Regions from separate parts of the Homo sapiens genome. Here region 1 is linked to region 2. A link is an interaction called in ENCODE POLR2A ChIA-PET data of the cell type or tissue named here. Cell type or tissue: MCF 10A. All regions are shown on one strand.

What was found. Peaks named below come from ENCODE experiments on the same cell type or tissue, not always from the same donor. Only the 100,000 strongest peaks of a DNase experiment are listed, where the experiment ranks them.
Region 1: POLR2A ChIA-PET joins it to region 2 with 21 read pairs; 2 of 35 experiments call an interaction of 5 or more read pairs at or near these places.

Annotation. Positions count from the first base shown.
Region 1 is chr21:33,679,627-33,687,626 of GRCh38, forward strand. The region is part of intron 1 of ITSN1 (intersectin 1); the gene reads left to right. Among named protein-coding and RNA genes, the nearest start is that of ITSN1, 41 kb to the left of the region's middle. In MCF 10A, no CTCF peak of the experiment used is centred here; a DNase peak (open chromatin) is centred at 3,855.
Region 2 is chr21:33,797,651-33,805,650 of GRCh38, forward strand. It overlaps ITSN1 (intersectin 1), which reads left to right. Exons shown (of 40, transcript NM_003024.3): 19 at 2,158-2,279; 20 at 4,780-4,794. Among named protein-coding and RNA genes, the nearest start is that of ATP5PO, 110 kb to the right of the region's middle. RefSeq lists an enhancer at 4,012-4,513. In MCF 10A, no CTCF peak of the experiment used is centred here; DNase peaks (open chromatin) are centred at 4,211 and 4,581.

The DNA.
Region 1 (8,000 bases), 120 kb before region 2:
ACAGTTTTTGCCTTGAAAGGCTTATTAAATTTAGCAGTCCTCCCTTTTTTGTGTGTTTTTTGATCCTTATCCTTTTTTTTTTTTTTTTTTTTTTTGAGACGGAGTCTCGCTCTGTCACACAGGCTGGAGTGCAGTGGCAGAGCTCACTGCAAGCTCCGCCTCCCAGGTTCATGCCATTCTCCTGCCTCAGCCTCCCAAGTAGCTGGGACTACAGGTGCCCGCCCCCACATCCAGCTAATTTTTTTGTATTTTTAGTAGAGACGAGGTTTCACCGTGTTAGCCAGGATGGTCTTGATCTCCTGACCTCGTGATCCGCCTGTCTGGTCCTCCCAAAGTGCTGGGATTACAGGCGTGAGACACCGCGCCCAGCCCATCCTTTTGTTTTTAATCTGTCATTTTATTTTAGGTGCATTTCTAGTTCGCTTGGCCTGCTGTCTTTTTCATAACACTTTATTCCTATGTAATAGATATAATGTTCTTTTGCATTTTATTGTTTCTAAAGCAAATATCTTCTAATTAAGAAAAATAACTTCTAGTTAATTTATTTCAAGGGGAAGCAGTGGGGGTTTTATTCCTCTGGATGTTTGTTGTCTTGTGTCCTGTGGAATATTTTCTTTCTGTTTTTGTTCTTTTCTTTCTCTAACTCAGGACAGTGCTGAGGAATGTTTTCATTGGTGCCGTATTTTCTTTTTCTTTCTTTTCTTTTTTCTTTTTTTTTTTTTTGAGACAGGGTCTCTGTCTGTTGCCCAAGCTGGAATGCAATGGCGCAATCTCGGCTCACTGCAACTTCTGCCTGCTGGGTTCAAGCGATTCTCATGCCTCAGCCTCTCGAGTAGCTGGCATTACAGGCATGCACCACCACACCCGGCTAATTTTTGTGTTTTTATAGAGAAAGGGTTTCGCCATGTTGGCCAGGCTGGTCTTGAACTCCTGACCTCAAGTGATCCACCCACCTCAGCCTCCCAAAGTGCTGGGATTGCAGGCGTGAGCCGATGTGCGTGGCCTGGTGCCATACTTTCTGCATTTTTCTTTAAGGAAGGTTCCAAATGTCTGAAGTCCACCAAATGTCTGAAGTCCTGCCCAGACTTTTGGAGAGAAAACACAGCAAAGCAATCAGTAGGTTAATGACTGCATGGTTTCTGGACCAAATTATCCTCATCTACCACTTAGAACATTAAGTTGTAAACCAGAGTCAGCACAGCCAGGGTGGAGATTACTTATTTGTATCCCTTGCTCGTAGGTTATTTAATATTCTCTGTTGTGTCAAAGTTTAGTCGGGTATATTAATTAGTCAGCTTTTGCTAAATTATGTTGTGGTAACAATCTCCAAATCTCAGTAGTTTACGACAACAAAACTTTGTTTCTCAGTTTAAGGCTCTTTGTGGGCTTCATGCCATGGTAGAACCTCAAAAGTGGCATGTGCCATTTCAACTCATACTTCATTGGCCAAAAGCAAGTCACGTGGTCATGCAGGGCCTCAGTAAGCAAGAAATATTTACCCGCCCGGGGATGGACAGGTAGGAAAGGGTCTGTTAAGGAAGGGCAGCAAATATTTGGATAACAGTACTATGTGTTTGTATGGAGCGATATTTAAGAAGGTTTCCTAGGTTTTTTGAGGGGTATTGAAGCTGAGAGGTTGGGGGCAGGCAGGAAGCTCTGCAGCCTGTAGCCTATGGTATCAAGCTTCATGAGAACGAGAATTAACTAGTTACATCTTTATTACCATTTTTGGCATCTCTGCAGACAGTGGATCTAATGCATGATAGCTGATTAATAAATGTTTGTTGAATTAATGAACAAAATAGCAAGAAAGTAACGTATTCTGAGGCAGGAGAATTGCTTGAACCAGGAGGCAGAGGTTGCAGTGAGCTGACATCATGCCATTGCACTCCAGCCTGGGCGACAGAGTGAGACTCCGTCTCAAAAAACAAAAGAAAGTAAACAGATTATTTTCATGCTATTTGATGCCTCCGCTTAGTTTGGAACCAGTTTTTATTTTATTTTATTTTATTTTATTTTATTTTATTTTATTTTTTGTTTTGTTTTTGTTTTCGTGTTTTTTGAGACGGAGTCTCGCTCTGTCGCCCAGGCTGGAGTGCAGTGGCGAGATCTGGGTTCATTGCAAGCTCCGCCTCCCGGGTTCACGTCATTCTCCTGCCTCAGCCTCCTGAGTAGCTGGGACTACAGGCGCCCACCACTATGCCCGGCTAATTTTTTTGTATTTTTAGTAGAGGGGTTTCACCGTGTTAACCAGGGTGGTCTTGATCTCCTGACCTCGTGATCCACCCGTCTCGGCCTCCCAAAGTGCTGGGATTACAGGCATGAACCACCGCGCCTGGCCTTGGAACCAGTTTTATAGAGCAGTTCCTACAATAGCTCCTTTTATATTTAAAATGAAAAGTGCTTTCTTGGGGGTCATTTTGCCATACCAAAAGATTATGTGCTTAAAAAAAAAACTACATACTAATTACAGAAAAAATTTTAAATATGCATTAAATACAAGCAAGTAGAGGTTGTGTTCTATTTGGCTACTCAGGACAACTATTGGTGTTTTGTTATATATCCTCCTATATAATTCCTTTCTTTCTTTTCTTTTTTTTTTTTTTGAGATGGAGTTTCACTCTTGTTGCCCAGGCTGGAGTGCAATGGCGCAATCTCAGCTCACCGCAACCTCTGCCTCCCAGGTTCAAGCGATTCTCGCTTCTCAGCCTCCCTAGTAGCTGGGATTACAGGCATGCGCCACCACGCCCGGCTAATTTTGTATTTTTGGTAGAGGCGGGGTTTCTCCATGTTGGTCAGGCTGGTCTCGAACTCCCGACCTCAGGTGATCCACCCGCCTCGGCCTCCCAAAGTGCAGGGGTTACAGGCATGAGCCACATAGTGCCCAGCCTCTTTCTTTTCTTTTCTTTCTTTTTTTGAGATGGAGCCTCTCTCTGTTGCCCAGGCTGGAAGAATACAGTGGCACCATCTTGGCTCACTGTAACCTCTGCTTCCCGGGTACAAGTGATGCTTGTGTGTCAGCCTCCCAGTAGCTGGCACTACAGGTGTGCACCACCACACCCAGCTAATTTTTGTATTTTTAGTAGAGACGGGGTTTCATCACATTGGCCAGGCTGATCTCCTGACCTCAGGTGATCCACTCACCTCGGCTGCCCAAAGTGCTGGGATTGCAGGCTTGAGCCCTTTTTTTTTTCCCCATATGGCTTCTGAACATTGTTTATATTTATTGTCACACTAGGATCACTTAGTTTTGTACTTTTAGTAGTATCTATTGCTTTATTTGTTATGTTGCCAATCGGCAGTTGTAAAGGTCGTAGATGAAATAGACAAGTATTTATAAGATTAATTTTATCTTACCCTTGTTCTCTTTTTCTCTTCTTGAATTTCCTCCTTCAAATATATGAACTATTTACTTAACCAAACACTCTCTTTCTCTTCCCTCTCACCATGGCAAGAGTGAAAGGGACCAGAATGATGAAAGGTAGACAGTTGGCCTGAGGAAATAAGGTGCCTTGGCGATTCTCAGACTGGATAATCAGCTCCTGGGGAATCAGGCGCTGACTTTTTTTTTTTTCCTCCTGCTTTTACTCAGAGATCATCTTTTCATATTTTGGGATTTGTGCAGTCATTTCAATGATCTAAAAGTGAAGAGCTTGATAATAAGTTGATTTTAGTCCTACTGTCTTTTTGTGACGGATGTGCTAGATAAGCTTAATGTGAGTCATTCAAGAACCAAGCCCCTGTTTGAACCTGTCCATTGAGGGCCCTGTTTATCAGAGGTTGAAGCATTTTTTAGCTAGCAGCTGATCTTGGGTAAGCAAGCCATTGTACAAGTTCCCCATGCCTAGTTGTTTTGCATCATTAATCATCTTTTCTTCAAGCCATGGAAACATGGCTGAGTCTTGAGTCATCTGGCTCTTCCCAGTGCTGGAAATCCACCCTGCTGAGGTGAATGTGTGAAATATTTTTTGTTCTCGGTAGAGATCTGAGAACTGGTTTGTCTCCTGCAATGAACAGATTGAATTCCTTATAAATATGTTACTAAAAGGTACCTTTTGTGTCCATTTTACAGATATCTGACATGATTATTTATTAAACTCCTTTAAATAACTCCTGTGCTTAATGCAGTTTCCAAATATTTGAAATACTAAATGTAGATTTAGGGAACTCAGTGACCAGTTTTCATTTGCATTTTGATGAATTTCTCTATTTTAATATTTGTAGTTGCTATCCATTTTAGAAATATCCACTCTGCCAAGTAGGTTGGGAATGTGTGCAAGAATGACAGCTTAAATAATGTGCTTGTTTGCTATTGGAGCCGATGCCCCTAAGTAAAGCTACCAGATAAAGAGAGGAAAGGGGGAAAAAAGGAGGAGAATGAAGCCACCGTGTAACATCTGTTAGAGACTCAATGTGAGCCCTGTGAGTTAGTCTTCATTTCCCATGCTATGTTTTATTTTTATTTTTCCTGTTCCATTAAAGCATTTCGGTTAATTCTGTATAAGTAGAATGCTGATAACTCCTTAGAGAAATGTGATTCAGTAATAACCTTGTTTCCATGTGACTACTTATCTAATCTGCCATGCATCTGCTTTAAGGAAGGTGTCCATTAGGGTCAACTCACAGGTCAGACATTAATCTTAATTGTCAAATGTCTCAACTCATTGCTAGAGACTAAATTGATCTTGATGGCACTCATCTGAGTACCGATTCACACTAAAAGACAGTCAAGGGGTTGTTTTCCTTTGTGTGTTGTAATTCTTAGCAGGATCCTAAAAATGAAAGTTTTAAAATGTGGAATAGCATGATTAATGAGGACATTTATTAAGGTTAAGGCAGTTTAAAAGTTCAGTTTAATCTAAGGTTAGCTTGTAGGAACTGATATAAGAGATAGTTAAAAATTTGTTAAGCTTTACTTAAAACCTGTATTTGGGGGTAGAAACAGTTTTCCTAGGGTACTTATAATTTCCTTTAATTATCTCAGAAAGAGGGTCTCTTATTAGGATGAGGGAAAAAAATGACCCGTCATTCTTTTAAATCAGGTTTAATTTATTCCTGATATTTATATGATTCTTATATGTCATGTAATTCTTATGACATATAAGAGAGAAAACATTAATCTAGAGTAGGTAATTTCCTAGTTCAGCTTCTTCCACTTGTGTGAACTACAGAAGAACTGAAGAGTAATTGTAATTGTTTTATAACTTTAAAGAATTTAAGAGATTAAATTGCTGTCCTTGTGAATTCTTTGTTAAGTAACTCTCAAAGAAATAGTCAAGTTAAAGGGGATTTACTTTCTAAAACTAGCTTTCTTTTCTTTCTGTCTAACCTTTTATTATGAAAAATTTCAACATCTACAAAAGAAAGGAGAGTAGTATCATTACCCAGCTACAGTCACTGTTAACTCTCAGCTAATCTTGTCTCCATCCTGCCACCCTCCACTCCAGATTATTTTGAAGCAAATTCTAGACATCACTTCCTTTTATTAAAGCAAGTTGCGTTTCATAGTGACAATAGAAACCATTTACTCTTGGCACAGGTGCTAAGGTCTGAATACAACTTTAAGGAGACAGTGTCTGCATTGAAGAGCTTATGTTTTAAGAAAGGAGTTTATGTTTTCACTGGATATACTCGGCGTTCAGGGAATCAGAGACTTTCTTCAAGTTTCCCTTGTCTTTTAAATAGGGACGTATTTGCAAGTTCTTATCTGTTTGGAAATTCCTGTAGCAAGTTCAGGTTTAGTCATTCTGTACTGCTTTGGTGGTGCCTTATCTAAATAGTATTGAAAGGAAGAAAGAATTATTTCACCAAGAGTTGGCCTTGAAAGGAGTTAGATGTATTGGGTATATTTAGGAAGTACCCCTTCAACGCTGTAATAATATACCAACTTTTAAAGCTACCTCATAATAGCTCTTAAAAACACATTTAAAACACTTAGAGGTGATCCTTTTTCCTAGCCATCAGTGGGACAAATTAATTCCTTTTTGAGTAAAAAAAAAAAAAAAAAAAAAATTCTCTTTTTTTAGTACTCAAGATCAGCAAGTATTGGTTGACTCATTCTTTGTTGTTAAACCTCTTGGTTTCTCAGGCCAGTGTGTCTTTTTGTATACTTTGACCTTGCACTTTAAACTGAATTCCTTTTGTCCTTTGAGGGAGGCATAAAGCTGTCAGTTCCTGTTGGTGAGTGTGGGAAATTGAGTTTTCACTCTTCTCTATAATTTCTGCATTTCAAGTGGTTTTAATAATAATCATAACTATTTCTCAATTTTACTTCTTAAAAAAGTAGATTCATCAGACTGAATTGAATATTTGTTTTCCTTCTAAAGCTGAAGCCAATTTTGCCATACTTGTTTGTGCATTCTTAAGAGTTTAGTACTTAAGCATAGAAAACTGTGGGGTTCACATTTATATTTTGCTTTATTACAACTTAGAAGGTAATTGATGACTTGGCTCTGTGGTATGCTCAAAGTGCTGGACTGAGCTAGTTCAAGAATGTCATTAGCAGTGAATGGGAAATATGTGTCTACTTTTCTTCAGTAGCTAAACAGAAGTAATTATATATTTACATTCTACCTATTTCATAGGGATGTTGTTAGAATTACTGTGATTAGATTTTTTTTTTTAATTTCCAAATGTATTTAAGCTTCTTTACAGATAGGTGCCATATCAAAGCAAGGTGTTAATGTCATTTTTCTCAATTTGTGTTTTTGTCACTAGAAATATATATATATTGCTTTTTCTCTTTTCCTGGTATATTTTTCTGATAAATGTTTTGAAATTTGTTATCTTAAGTTTTTCATAGCTGGAATGCTAGAAAAGCATTTATGTCCTATTTTTAGTGCAAGTGATGAGTCTGGCTGGGTGGGTAAGTTAATGGCAAGGTAATTGAACTGTGCTGAGTGCTCGCCGATGTATCCTTCTGGCCTCTCCATTTTCAGGGTAGAGTTACTGTTTACAGTGACATGTTTCACAGTCTGTGTGACCAGCCAGTGTGAATCAGTTCGTCTATTGCCTGGCTTTCTTGAGCTCAATTTTTGTCTCATTTCCCCTTTCCATTTTATATATCACATTTCAAGATGGATGATCTACTTGTCTAACCACTCCAGGGAAGATTGGTGCCATCTAATAAAGTCAAAATGAGGTCCTGCATGTTACCTGGCATAAATTAGAGAATTATAGAATGAATGTGTGAACAGATCTGAGACTAGAGCTAGGTCACGAAACTCCTCAGTTTTTTTGGGTTCTCATTATGTGTTTATGGATGGAATTGTTCTCTTTATCTGGTTTGGGTGGTTTTGTTTGTCAGTGGCCAATGTGGTGGATATTTCAACACAATTTGGACATGCTTCCTATATATTTTGCAGAATGGTCTTTTTCTTTTGGTTAACTTTATAACTAATAGTTAAAGAATTTTCAAGCCTCAGCTGGGTACGGTGGCCCATGCCTGTAATCCCAGCACTTTGGGAGGCCAAGGTGGGCAGATTACCTGAGGTCAGGAGTTTTGAGACCAGCCTGGCCAAAATGGTGAAACCCTGTCTTTACTAAAAATACAAAAATTAGTCAGGCCTCACTCCAGCCTGGGTGACAGAGCGAGACTCTGTCTCAAAAGAAAAAAAAAAAAATTATTTGGGCTTGGTGACGTGCACCTGTAATCTCAGCTACTCGGGAGGCTGTGGCACGAGAATTGCTTGAACCTGTGAGGCAGAGGTTGCAGTGAGCCAAGATCGTGCCATTGCACTTCAGCCTGGGCAACAAGAGCAGAACTCCATCTTAAAAAAAAAAAAAAAAAAAAAAAAAAAAAAGAATTTTCAAGCCACATTAGGATGCTTATCGGCATGAGTTTTACATAATAAGACAATCTGAAATGTATTTGAGTTTTGATGTTTCTAATCTGTAGAACTTGAAGGCCTAAGGATTTTGTAGTTTTTTAGGGAACAGCATTCCTCTTTCTCTCAGGTGATCTATGTTATGTTGACCTACTCAAACATGTTAACTTTGAA
Region 2 (8,000 bases):
TCTCCCAGAGCCTCCTGAAAAATGCCCCTATCTCATCAGTACCTGTCTTGGCTACATTAACAGATGAGAACGTCAGTCTCTTATTTTGAGCATGGCCAGCTCTTCTTTCCCCAGGGTCATTTGAGATCTGTGTAATTCTCCCACCACCATGCCAGCCTCTGGCCCACGTTACACTGGCATCCACGAGTCCTCTACGGAGCTAACAAGTGGCGTGAAGTTCCAGTGGTCTTATATGCTGCAAAAGAACCTGCTGTTTCTCTGGTTTGTTATTTCCCTCCCTGGAATTTCTGAGCTGTTTCTGCAACAGAAAGTGGCACCTTTCACCCTTGCCTCCACTGATGGGGCATTCGCTGTCTTCGGTCTGCATTGCATAAAACTGCTTTTACTTTTTGAAAAATGTAAAAGCATAATTTGCCTTTTCTTTACTTCTCTTTTCTTTCTTCTCTTTCCTTTTCTTTTTTCTTTGAGACAGTGTCTCACTCTGTCGCCTAGGCTAGAGTGCAGTGGCACACTCATAGTTAAATGCAGCTTCAAACTCTTGGGTTCAAGCAATCCTCCTGTCTTAGCCTCTCAAGGAGCTGAGACTATAGGCATGCACCACCATGCCCAGCTAATTTTTTTTTTTTTTGTAGAGATGGGGGGTCTCACTTTGTTGTCCAGGTTGGTCTTGAACTCCTGGCCTCAGGCGATCCTCCCACCTTGGCCTTTCAGAGTACTGAAATTACAAGCATGAGCCACCATGCCTAGCCTAATTTGCCTTTTTTTTTTAAAAAAGGGATAAATGAAAGACTGAACAAAAAGATAAATGAAAGACCAATCTAATCGGAATAGCTAGAAAAAGCTATCCTTTATAATATCTGATGTGAGCTAGAATGTATTTAAGATTCTTGTGTGGTTGTGTGATTGTACAGTTTTGCAAATAATGTTCAGTGGAAGCAAGTCATTGCTTTTTCTTTGTGTGGTAAATTATACCAGTTTTGCTTGGTCATCCATGTGCTTCTTTAGTGCTTCAGTATACAGAAAGAAAAGAAAGAAAAAACACTTTCAAGCTATTCTGTAAAGGTTTACTGGTCCCCAGCTACATAGTGGGCAGAGATGGGCGTGAGGTATGGAGTTGCATTAGGCACCTACCTGCCTTCAGATGCATGCAGTCCAGGGGAAAGACTGGCAGGTCATCAGACCTACAGAGTAGCAACCATGTCATAGGAGGGGCAAATTAATTTTTTGATAGTTTTTTTTTTAATCTGAAAATAATTTCACCATTGATCTTAGGAAGTTAGTTTAAGTTCTTCATGCGTCCTCCTAGTATAAGATGAGGATTTATTTTTCCCCTTCAGTCAGTAGGAAATCTTGCATGTCATACAGTTCAAAATCATGTGGAGATAATACTTCCCCCTCGTTGCTTTTCAGATAAGATAGGTATATGTCAAAATACTTGTAGCTCTTGAGTAAAAATGCCCAAAGGTCTGTTACTAGTTTTTGCTAACCAGAATCCAAAATATCCTCCGCTCATGTGCATTTTTAAACATTTTATTTCATGTAAAATCTAAATTATTTTCATCTAGGTTTCATCCTTAGGCTAATTATTTCCCAAAGAAATGTAGAGGAAGAGTGTCTTCATCGGGGATTATCAGTATAACCAAAATCAGCACTTAGTTTTTATATGACCAGGTTAAAGAGCCTAAAACATCTGCATTTTCATGTTTCAGTATGGAAACTGGTGCCTCTGTTCCCTCCCAAACAAGTTGACTCCTTGGCTGATTCAGACTTTGGGTCATATCCTAACTGCTACATTGTACTCAACACACTGGGTAGGGAGGAGGGCGGGTATTGATGCTTTACAGATCTGCACTGCTGGAGCCCAAGGAAAGAGGCAGAGACAAGGGACCTTTAGGCAGCCTCGCCGCACCCAGGCTTGGAGTGACCTTTGTTTAGAGAGAGTCACTAATGAACTCTCTCATGGGTTTTTGTTGCTGACGTCAGATTTGGCTGTGCTTTGGCATTCAGTATGTGTTTCAGAAATTCCTTGAATGGAGGGAAATAGTTCAGAGGTTAAGATAGGCAATAGAGGAGAGGTTAGTTGTTTGGCTTGTTGTCATACATTTGTGTTCTCTGTAATTATTTATTTTTGTCCCCCCCACCTTTTTTTGTAAACAGAAAAAGGTCCACTTACCATTTCTGCACAGGAAAATGTAAAAGTGGTGTATTACCGGGCACTGTACCCCTTTGAATCCAGAAGCCATGATGAAATCACTATCCAGCCAGGAGACATAGTCATGGTAAGAAAGACTCCAGTGAGAGGGTCATTTCTGTTGAAGATTAGCCTCTGTCCTCTTTTTTTCACTTTATTCAACAATTGTGAGATTGTCAGTGAGTATGAAACCCAATAATCCAGCATCTAGATTTTTAAAGTATAAGCTCAATCTTCTTTCTTTTCTATTAAAATGAAAGATGGCATTTAAAAAAATGTATCCTAACATCATTTTAAAATTGAGTTGATAAAGACAGTGTGTTCTTATTTTTAAATCTATAAATGTCTGATAATTTCAGAGTTTAGATTACTACTTATATACTATGAGTATACATATATATGTAATACATATATTTTATATATGATGTATAGACAATATATATACTAGTGTGCGTGTGTATATATATGTGTATGTATAATATATACTAGTGTGCGTGTGTGTATATATGTACACATATATATACACACACAAAAGGATCCTCCAAGGTGGAAGGAGGCCAGGAGTCTTTAAGAAATAGTTATAAGTGCAAAACACTCTATCAAATCATTCTCATAATTGCAATAACTTTTGTATCTTTGCATCAAAGCATCTTTTTTCCCTTTAATTATGTGAACTTTTAATTATGTAAAAAGAGTAATGAATTATACAGTTAATCTGCTTTCCTACTTTGTAACAGAAAATAGTTTAGAATTTTGCTTTGTTATTGTTTCTTTCCTTGAACTAATAATCATTTTATGATGTGACTAAAACTATAGGAACCAGTTTAAGAAAGAAAATCAGACATGGTTGATCTAAATCATTTTCTAAAAGAAAATAGTAGTTCCTTGTTCTAGTTACTCTCTTTAGAGTCTTAGAAGTAGTCAACTCTGCATTACTCTTAACATTTTTTTTTTTTTTAAAGATAATTTAGATTTTTTTTTTGTTGTGGTTGACACAAGTTCTCACTCTGTTGCCCAGGCTGGAGTGCAGTGGTGTGATATTGGCTCACTGCAACCTCTGCCTCCCTGCAACCTCTGCCTCCCTGCAACCTCTGCCTCCCTGCAACCTCTGCCTCCCGGGCTCAAGCAAAGCGATTCTCCCACCTCATCCTCCCAACTAGCTGGAACCACAGGCGTGCACCACCATGCCCAGCTAATTTTTGTAATTTTTATAGAGATAGGGTTTCTCCGTGTTGCCCAGGCTGGTCTTGAATTGCCTGGGCTCAAACGATCCTCCCAGGTCAGCCTCCCAAAGTGCTGAAATTACAGGCATGAGCCACCATGCCTGGCCTAGAATTTGTAAAGAACTGTGAAAGTTAACAATTGAAACAAACATGTTTCTTACCCAAGGACTGTATGTCTTTGAAGTATAAAGGGTGGTGTACAGGTGATTTTACTATTACTCATGCATTCATCTTGCCATATACACATCATATCTGTGGATCTTTAATAGGCTAAAATACCTAGAAATAACAATATGTTTGGCACTTAGAGAAATGAATTCCTGTGTCCCCTTTTTTCCTAATAGCTGCTTTCTCTGTAATTACCATGGGCTAGAAGAAGCAAGGCCAAACATCCCAAATTATTTTTTCTTTTTTTTGAGACAGGGTCTCACTCTGTCACCTAGGCCAGAGTGCAGTGGCATGATCTTGGCTCACTGCAGTTTCCACCTCCCAGGCTCAAGTGATCCTCCTGCCTCAGCCTCCTGAGTAGCTCAGAGGCGTGTGCCACCACACCGAGCTAATTTTTATTTTTTTACATTTTGTAGAGACAGAGTCTCCCTATGTTGCCCAGGCTCCAGATCTTTAAAAGTTAAAATCACCTTAACAGTAGCAAAAACCTCTTCAAGTATACTCCATGGCTTCATTCAGCACACAGTTATTGACTGAAACATGCTGGGTGCCAGCCTTACTCATCCTTTACAGAAAGAACTGTTGGTTTGGGCATGCCACTCTGTACACACAAATGGTAACTTGAGCCAGCGGGGTGTGTTTCTGTCAGCTTTCCTCTGACTTCACCACCTGCTGTTTCCTACACCGTGGTTTCTGATAGCCTGAAGCTACTTTACTCATACTGCCTCATATTTGAAGTAGTGTATCCTGTAAAGCAGATTAATTGTAAAATATGTAAACACCATATAATAGGAATCTAAAATTTCTGAAAATACAATGTCACATCAGTGAGGACCTCATTACAATTTTTTTTTTAATGTTAAACAAACCAGCCTAATATTTTTGAAACTGGATTTTGTTGCAACACAAGGTGCAGAGAAGCAGCTCGCTCTCATCCTAAAGTAAGGGAATGTTATGAAATGTGATGATGAGGAAATGTTGCAGGTGATCTGTATCTTAATGAGAAAGTGTTGCTCTTTTTCGGGAACATATCTGGGCTTCACTTGTAATCCTAGGCCTGTTGAAACCTTTTCCTCGAATTGGCTAGTTAACCACCAGCTTGATGAGATGCGTAGAGTTTAGATATGCTGTAAGAATAAAGCATGTCATTAAACATATATTTTGCCTTGCTTTCAAACCTTTGCTTTCCTGGTGGAGGTTAAAGGGGAATGGGTAAGTGTTGCCTAACTGTCAGGAAGTCTGCATCTTATTCAATGTTTTGTCCTTTTAAGTCACTTGAATTCTGTGTAAGTACACGTATCTCTGGGTGTTGTTGCGGCAGTAAAAATGTGTTTGAGTCTGTGTAGTAGGTTGTGCTTTTTAAAAAAAAAGTAAGTCGTAAGTCTTCTCAGTTTGTGTACTGGGTTTCTTTTTGTTAGATTCCTTTTAAGGACTAACTTGAATGCTCTGTGTTTGGCAAGGGATTAGGTCAAGTCTCCATCTCAGGCCATAGACAAAAAGGAGTTCCAAGTAGATTAAACATAAAAGATAAAATTCTGGGAAAAAAATTTTTTTAAGCAGACTATTGGAATAATTTTCTGGCTAAGAAAGGCCTTTTGAAGCTATAAAAACCAGAAGTCGTTAAGAGGCAAAAATGGACAGTCAACAATATGCAAAAATTAAAATGTCTATGTTTCAAAATATATGAGACCAAGGGTTACATAAAGGGTTACCCCTGTTACATAAAGATTCCGAACAGTTCACTTTGAAAGACACCCACAAGCCTTAAACAATTGGCAGAGGGTGGGAAGGGACATTCACAGATGAAGTAAAAAGTCAGTTATTTAAAAAATACATGAAAAGATGCTTAGCTTCTTGGGTGATCAGAAAAATGCAAGTTATAAAACAAAATAGCATTGTTCCTCTGTCAAATGAGCAAGTTTAAAAGTCTGGTAATATCCAGCTTTGTCAAGAGTATAGGACAGTGGATATAATATACATTGTTAGCATGGTTGTATAAATTGGTTAAGCGATTTGGAAGGCAATTTGGCAGTGCCTGTTTAGATTTAAAATTCTCGTTCCCTCTGCCCCAGAAATTCTATTTTTCTCCTTCCTCTCATTCTTCTCCTTCCTCTTTTGGGCACATGCACAAATATGTGTGTACATGGATGTTCACTGCAGTGGTGTTGGTAAAAGCAAATAAACAGCCCAATGTCCATCAGTAAAGGGATGGCTTAAATAAATTATGATACAGCTAAAAAATACAATGAAGATTAAAACTTATGTAGATCACATATACACATAAGATTTCCATCAAAAAAGCAGAATATGTGCAGCATAATTGCATTTTGGTTCGAAATAAAACTATATATGTATTCATGTGTTTATGTATAGTTAACAGTTTTGAAATATATATATCAAACTGTTAACAATGGTTACCACTGGGCAGTAAAGAAGGGGCTTTCGTGTTGAATTTTATAGACTTCTATGTTATTTTCATTTTTATAAATGTATCTAATTTGTAATTTTTAATAAAACAAAATAAATTCAAGGACAAGTATATTAGAGAGTATCTACTCAGGACTGTAATAATGTTTATTATATCTCAGACCTCCCAAATATGTAATGAAATGTAGAATGTACTACTAGGCATAATTCGTTGGCTTGCAGAAGGGACAGCAGTGTTTCGATTTTGTACTACAAAATGCATTGTGATACTCCAGGTGCCATTCAGCTGTGTTATCTTTGTGAGGATAACAGTCAATGCAAAAAGATAGATATTGACATCTAATAGCAACAGGTTTGTATTTTTTTAATTTCATGAATTTTGCAGTTAACAAATGATGAGCATGAGACATGTAGTACAACATTACTGTCAGTCTCCCTAGGTTGAAAAATCCGGGGTTCACTTATACTTTTGTGGGCACAGTCATCAGATTCTCAGATTCCTCAAACGTCTTTGGGACATAGCTTACTATAATATGTTCGATTTTTAGAAGTCTAACATTGTGACAGTGTTTTTTAATGTAGGCAGTCTTAGCCTTAAAAATATTTTGTTTTTAGAAAAACTTAGCCTGGTTTTATCCAAAACTATAATTTTTCATGTTTAACAAAAATTTAATGTGGTACCTTGTATATAGCACTATTCTCAGCACTGTAGATAATAGAAAATTATCAAGTCTGCCATTCATATGTTTAAAATCTTTTTAGAAAAATCTAGAGAAACACATGAAAAGGCCAACATGTGATGAAGTTCTCAATAAACATTCACTAACTCTGCTAGGAATTTAAAAGAGGAGAGGAATCAGTGTAAAGTGATGTGCTCAGGGAAGACCAAATGCTTTCAATTGAGTCTGACCTTGATGGCTAAGGCTTAGATGCGTAGAAAATACATGGCCTCTCTTGATCTGGAACTCCCAATACTTGGAGGGTGAATTAAATCAAATTTGACATCCGTAACATGTTAGTAGAACATAAGAAATGAGAAGACCTATGCTCACTGCTGTTTTGTTGAAGTTTATCTTGAGAACACAGGCTGAGTGTCTAAATCAGTACAATCTTTTGGCTTTCATGGGCCACATTGCAAGAATTGTCTTAGGCTGCACATAAAATACACTAACACTAATAATAGCTGATGAACTTCAAAAAAAAGCTTGCAAAAAAAACTCATAATGTTTTAAGAAAGCTTACGAATTTGTGTTGGGCCTCATTAAAAGCTGTCCTGGGCCACATGCAGCCAGTGGGTTGCGGGTTGGACAAGCTTGGTTTAAATGCTTATCCTTGGACTGGTACAGGCCTGAATGCATCCAGATTGCTGAGGGAGCTTCCAAAAAATAACCATGCCAGGGCTCATCCCCAGAGATTCTGAGAACTCTACTGCATATACAGCCTTCAGAAGTCTGACCAGGTGGTTCTGTTAGGTAGTCAATTTCAGGAACCGCTGATCTAACCTAATCTCTTTTTCACGTCAGGACTAATCCTAAATCATTTCTAGAAAATATCCTCTTAAAAATATCCAAAGAAGAATGGACTTCTTTAGTAGTTATCAGTCATTAGCCAGTCAGTTCATTCTGGAAATTGTTTGTCTTAGTGTTACTCTTATAACAATTTTTAACTCATTCTTTTCCTTTTCTTCTCCTGACAGACATTTTTTTAAATGTAGCCAACAATACCTTTTTCCTCTACCTTCCATAGATTTCCATAGATTAAACATCAGAAAGTATCTCATTTAGTAACAACTGGCCATAATATCACTGCAGTTTTGAGGGACCAGTATACACGATTACAGGGTTGGCTCAAATCTGGCCCAATCACTGCCTGTTTTATAATAAAGTTTTATTGGAACACAGCCAGGCTCCTTCATTCACATATTGTGTGCTACAGTGGCGGATTTGAGTAGTTGCAACAGAGGTGAAATTTGCCAGCCTCCAGGTTGGAGC